2 separate regions of the Mus musculus genome follow, and region 1 is linked to region 2. Evidence: chromatin contacts called from ENCODE POLR2A ChIA-PET data. All regions are on one chromosome and are shown on one strand. Each heading gives the region's core, a stretch centred on a gene start or an enhancer-like site at or near the end of the contact. The rest is flanking DNA. Distances are from core to core; before and after follow the strand shown.

Region 1 (3,205 bases), core at 569-3,068, 96 kb after region 2:
CATGGTGCATCTCCTACTGACCTAGGCATCGTGTTGATGGCAGGTCCAGGGAAAAGGGGGTATCTGTCCTTGGGGCAGCGACCACACTAGTTGAATGGGATCACTCTATAGAACATGGAGGTGGTTCACATTTATAGTCTGGCATTTGGACTTCTGGTGAGGTGACATGATCAAAGTGTACTCTGTTCAGTTTTAGATAAGTGAACATTAAGTAGGAGCTGATGTTATTTAAGCCCAGGAATTCTTATCCTAAGATTTGATATTGGCAGTGGCCCATTTACAGCTAATCCTTCCCATGGATATTTCCTGTCAATACAGATGGCTTCTTTCATAGTCTCAGCAAAATTAACAACTAGTAACTTAAAATTTATTATTTTTTAAAATTTTCTGTGTATGAGTGTTCTGCCTGCATGTATATATGCGCACCTTGTTCATGCTTGGGGCTCATGGAGGACAGGAGAGGTCTTTGGGTCCCCTAAAACTTTAATTACAGACAATTGGGTGCTGAGAATTAAACTTGGATCCTCTGGAATAGAAGCAAGTGTTTGTGATCACTGAGCCATTTCTCCAGCCCTGCCACTAGTAACATGAACATTAAAATGATAGTTAATGTCTCCTCTGTTGTCTGAATTAATTTTTATCAGGTTATCTAATAATATTGCTTATAATAAGTTCCCCTCCTCTTCCTCCTCCTCCTCTTCCTCCTCCTCTTCCTCCTCCTCCTCTTCCACCTCCTCCTAGTACAGACAGAATTGAGTCCCAGGCCAAGTATCGCATTTAGTAATCATCTTTTTAGCCTTTGTTTAGTGACACCCTTTCTTAAACAAGAGTCATTTTTAAAGAATTGTCCTTTGTTTCTACAGACACCGGGAACAGGTCTTAATTTAACTTTCTGACCTACATAGTTTTGTATCATTTGTTTTTGCCATAAAAGGGATCAGACCTAAAGCCGTGTGAGTGGCAAGCAGGCTTTCCTGAGCTATGCACCCTCCCTCACCCCTCACCTCCCCGAGTGTTATCACTTCAAACAGGGTCTCACTAACTTACCCAGACTTCTCTAGCCTTAAATTTGCAATCCTCTTACCTCAGCCTCCTGGCCTGGATTCCAGGCGTGTACTTCCGTGGCCTGCTCTCTGTATCATATTTGAAAAATCATTTATTTTGTTGAGTTTTCTAACCCTGAGCATGGTGCTACATGCCTGTGCCTGGTCCTTGGACCCGGGCTGTGAGGTTTCTTTCTGTCAACCCATCTAGTCTCAAGGTTACACACTTCCCACAGAGAGGTTCGGTAAAGCCATTGACCAAACCTCCTCACATCACGATGAAAGTTGTAAACAAACATTTGTTTATTCCTAAAATCTTCAAAGTTACCAAATAACCCCATGATCATAAAGAAGTATAAAAACAGGAGTTTGGTATAAAAATGGGACTTTGGTAGGAACATCAGAATTCACACTGTTGAAGAATGCATGATAAGGCTAGAGACTATCTCAAGAAACCAATGATGTGATCATTTTGGGAGAGAGACAGGAAACTGGATGAGGGCAGGATGGAGAAGACAGGATAGATGCAGTGGGCTTTAAAGTACAAGAGGAAGTAGAGGATATGGTTCAGAGACTGAATATACCTAACATGGAAATCAACCCCCAGCACCTAAAACAACCAAAAAACCAAACCCAAACAACAGCAAACCCAGTAAAAGGTGTTTGATCACTACGAAGGCTCATGCAGCATGTTTAATACCCCAGTGACTTGTGGAATTGTTTGGTGACCTGGTCATCGTGTTTGGTAATGTGATGGTTTGGGGGTGGGCTCTGTTGGTGAGGGCATCCATTGGGCAGATGGAACCCAGAGCTGAGCTGGGAAAGCATTTCTTTCCTAGAGCCTCTTTGTGAGTTTGGTCTTCCTTCCCTTGGGCGTAGCTGTGTGGAATGAGCTCATCTGTTATGATAATGGTTCCCCAGACTGGGCTCACTCCCACATCTCCCTGGAGCCAAATCTTTTACTTGAATGTCAACAAAATGGCAGCTCTCAGCAAGGGAACATTCTTGATTCCTGAGATGGGGAACGGAGCCAGGCACTTGTCCGTTTGTTTTCAGATGGACTGCTTCTTATGTTGTAAATATTTAACCATTCACCATAGACTTCTTACCGGAGTTTCTGTTTGGTTTTCTGTTAATTCCATTTCTCATAGGCAGATAAAAAAAGGCTCTCACTTTCCAGAAACCTTTTTGGAAGCAAAAATTTATTATCTTTGAGAGAATTTGATAATTTGATTTGGGGGAGAATGAGAGAGAGAGAAAGACAGACAGACAGAGACAGATGGCAAAGACACAGGGAAAGAGACAGAGAGACACAGAAAGAGACAGACAGACAAAGATACACAGGGAAAGAGACAGAGATAGACAGGCAGAGAGAGAAAGACAGACAGACAGAAAGAGAGAGAGATAGACAAAGACACAGGGAAAGAAAGAGACAGAGACAGACAGGCAGAGAGACAGATGGATAGACAGACAGACAAACAGATGGACAGACAGAGATATAGAAAAAGAGAGACAAAGAGATCTGGAAGGCATGTTTTTCCATTGATCGGGTAAAGTGAACTCACCCAGTGTACGTGAAGGTAAAATAGAAGGTAATGATATTTGTAAAGAAATAATACGATTGCCATGAGCATCCTTATTGTTCCCTTCCTGTCTTTGTCTCAGTTGCTGATGGTGATGGCTAAAACCACCAAGTTTTTGTTTTGGTTTGGTTTGGTTTGGTTTTTTTCCTGCTCAATTTCAGACCTTCTACTCAAAGAACCTACATAAAGTTTGTGGTTTTGAGAGTCTAGAGAAGGGCCATTAGCCACCAAAGCTACTGGGGAAGGCCGGAGTGATCTTATCTCTCTAAGCAAAACGACTTCCAGTAGCTTCCTGCCGCCAGGAAGTCCGCAGTCCGCAGTTCCGCAGTCCGTAGTTCGAGGGGTTCTGAAAGCCTCTCATGGTGCTTGCACTTTGAAAGAAACTTCAAGAACACATTAGGCATAGACTTTAACTCCCCTCTGTTTGCTGTCTCAGTGATATATTTGTTTATTTTAGGGCAAAGGGCCCATATAGCACCTAGTTTGTGCTTTTGGTTTAATTTATGATGCTTATGTTTGAGATAGTTGGTTCTTTTTTTTGGGGGGGGGGTGTTAATTTCTTCTTGCTTCTCCCTTCTC
Region 2 (2,915 bases), core at 363-2,862:
TTTTATTTTTTATGTATATGGGTGCTTTGTTTGCCTGTGAACCATGTGCATGTCTGGTACCTAAGGAGCCATAAGAGGGTGTCAGATACCTTGTCAGATAACTGGGGTTACCAATGGCTGTGAGCTGTCGTATGATGCTAGGAATCAAACCCAGGTCCTCTAGAAAAGCAGCCAGCTTGTGTGTTCATATGTTTGTTTGTTTGCTTGTGTGTTTTTAGGCAGGGTCTCTATAAATAGCCTTGGCTGCCCTGAAATCCACTCTGTAAACCAGGCTGTCCTGGAACTCACAGAGATCTACCTGCAACTGCCTCCCAAGTGCTGAGATAAAAGGCGTGTGCCACCACGCTGGGTTAAGAGCAACTAGTGCTTTTAACTGAGCACCTCTGATTCTTCTCTTAAAGCAGTTTGCAAATTGTTTTGTCTGAGATAAAGTCTTACCGTGTAGCCCTGGCTGGCCTTGAACTTGCTGTATAGCCCAAGTGGACCTCAAAATCAGCTGCTGCCTTGGTCTCGGGAGTGCGCTGGGGCTATGGGCATGTTCCAGCTCCAAGTTCTTTGTGCAGTATCCTTCAGAGCACTGTCAGTTGTGGATTCCAAGGCCATCATTGCTTCCACATGGACATCAGCCCAATCTTTCATTACTCAGCACAGCCACACCTTCCCCGTAGCACAGTGCAGATGGTTTTTCTGACTCTCTGCTTCCTCAGCCATTTCCTGACCCCCAGAATCAGCCTAGATTTTGTGTCTAAGCTTCTTCTTGACCTCAGGATATGTTGTGGACTGCATGAAAGGTTTAGAAATTAGACATCTTTCCCTGGACCCACATGTATTGTGAAAATATAGAAGCTAGGTAGTTGCTGTGCATTCCCCACCCTCACCCCTGCCTCTAGTGTACCAACCAGTGTGATGTGTCTCTTATCCTGAACAAATGGGAAAGTCGGTGTGGTAGTCTGAATGAAAATGGCATCTATAAGCTCATTTATTATTTGAATACTCAGTCCCAAGTTGGTGGAACTATTTGGGAAGGATTAGGAAGTGTGGCCATATTGGAGGAGGTGTGTCCCTGGGGGTGGGCTTTGAGGTTTCAAAGGCCCATGCCATTTCCCGTTAGCTCCCTCTGCCTCATTTTTATGGCTAGGCATGTAAGCTTTCAGCTACTGTTCCTGTACCATGCCTGCCTGCCTGATGCTGTACTCCTTACATCAAGGCCATGGACTCACGCTCTGGGTGGGGCTGTAAGCCCTCACAAGCTGTTTCTTTTTCAAGTTGTCTTGGTCATGTTGCCTTATCACATATTAAAAAAAAAAAAAGTAACTAATACAGTAGTGGACTCTGGAAACAGGACCCTCTGAAAAATCCTGGTCTCCTTTGAACGTCACCAGTTTGCAGCAGTAGATGGCAAGGAAATATGGAAATGTGGGCGAGCCAGCCACAGGAGGAAGTATTAGGTGTACTACCCACCAGGACAATAGCCTTCACTTGGCAGTCAGTGTTTCTGGAAGGTTATTTTTAACTGCCACATCATAAAGTAAACGTTTGCCCTTGATAAGTGCCCTCCCTGTTCACTGGCTTGTTCTAAACTCTGGTCAGAGAGATTACCGGAAGAGCCCAGGAGTGATAGGAAAGGGGAGTCTGGGTGAGGGCTGCCAGCTGAGATATCCTTGACAGAGCAAACAATCAACCTGCCCTGTGTGCTAGAGCTTGCGTCACCTGGTCATGAGGGGCAGTGGAATTTGTGGAATGGATTGTCCTCTTGTGGTCACCCAATATCCCCGAATAATAGGAGCACACATTCTTAGTTTTATGTAAGAGCTAATAAGGACTGCTCTGCCCAGCTGAGCAGAGGCAGGGATGGCAGCAGATGCCAGCCTACATGCCTTTCTATCCTTGCTTTCTCCTTCCGCTCTCTCTTAACCCCAAGGAAGAAAAAAATGAGGATGGAAAGAGGAGAAAAGACAGACCCACTGTACAGGGGTCATTAGAAGTGTGACACAGCTGTTGGCAGATAAATATGGAGAATGGAAATACAAAAGACTGGGTTTCTCACTTATTAGAATGTCCCTTCCCTCCCTACCCCTCCCTCCATTCTTCCCTCCCGTTCTTATTTTATTCTTACATTCTTATATTCTTATATTCATTATATCCCCAGCTGGCCTCAAACTCCCTGTGTAACTAAGGATGCTATTTTCAATGTCTGACCTTCCAGCCTCTCCCTCCAGGGTGCTGGGATTACATGTGTATGCTACCGTACCTGCTTTATGAGGTGTTGGGCATGGAACCCTAGGTTTTCAGGCATGCTGGCCAAGCAGTCAACCAGCTGAGTTCATCCCGCGTCCAGAACTTTCCTTTTGTTTCACTGTTGAATTTCCTCAGTGACTACCTTCCTACAACAAAGGACTGAGGGATGATGTAACTATTATAAGCTGAGATCATCTGTTTAGATTTAGGAACTGAGAAAATTGCCTTCTCCAAATATAACATTTGAAGGTTGTTGTTGTTTTTTTCCTCCCCTACATATAATTAAAAATCAACTTCAGCTGGGTGAGACAATATAAGACCTTGATAATTCTGCTCTAAACAGTTCAGAAGTGAAAAAGTCAGGGTTGCAAATTTCCAGACATGCTTTGCTTTGTATGGCTTCAAATTTTTTTATTTACTTATTTTCTTATTTAATATATATTGGTGTTTTGGCTGCACATTTGTCTGTGTGATGGTGCTAGAAGCCCTGGTACTGGAGTTACAGACAGGTGTGAGCTGCTGTGTGGATGCTGGGAATTGAACCCGGGTCCTTTGGAAGGGCAATTGGTGTGCTTGACAGCTGGGCCATCTCTCCAGCCCATGTGGTATCAATTTCTATCTGAGGCCGGCTCCAGTGTTTCAGAATTCATCTCCCCAAAGCAGCTCTTTCTTCCTAC

What was found. ChIA-PET counts read pairs that join two places held with the same protein, here RNA polymerase II (POLR2A).
Region 1: POLR2A ChIA-PET joins it to region 2 with 51 read pairs in Patski. The contact joins two enhancer-like sites. POLR2A ChIA-PET finds 5 or more read pairs at or near these places in 2 of 5 experiments (Patski and embryonic stem cell).

The regions. Positions count from the first base shown.
Region 1 is chr5:92,839,698-92,842,902 of GRCm38, forward strand. All of the region lies in intron 2 of Shroom3 (shroom family member 3), which reads left to right. Among named protein-coding and RNA genes, the nearest start is that of Mir1961, 53 kb to the left of the region's middle. Within about 2 kb of position 1,819, at least 1 of the 3 ENCODE cell types and tissues checked has a DNase peak (open chromatin) inside an H3K27ac peak, as active enhancers do.
Region 2 is chr5:92,744,384-92,747,298 of GRCm38, forward strand. All of the region lies in intron 1 of Shroom3 (shroom family member 3), which reads left to right. Among named protein-coding and RNA genes, the nearest start is that of Mir1961, 43 kb to the right of the region's middle. Within about 2 kb of position 1,613, at least 1 of the 3 ENCODE cell types and tissues checked has a DNase peak (open chromatin) inside an H3K27ac peak, as active enhancers do.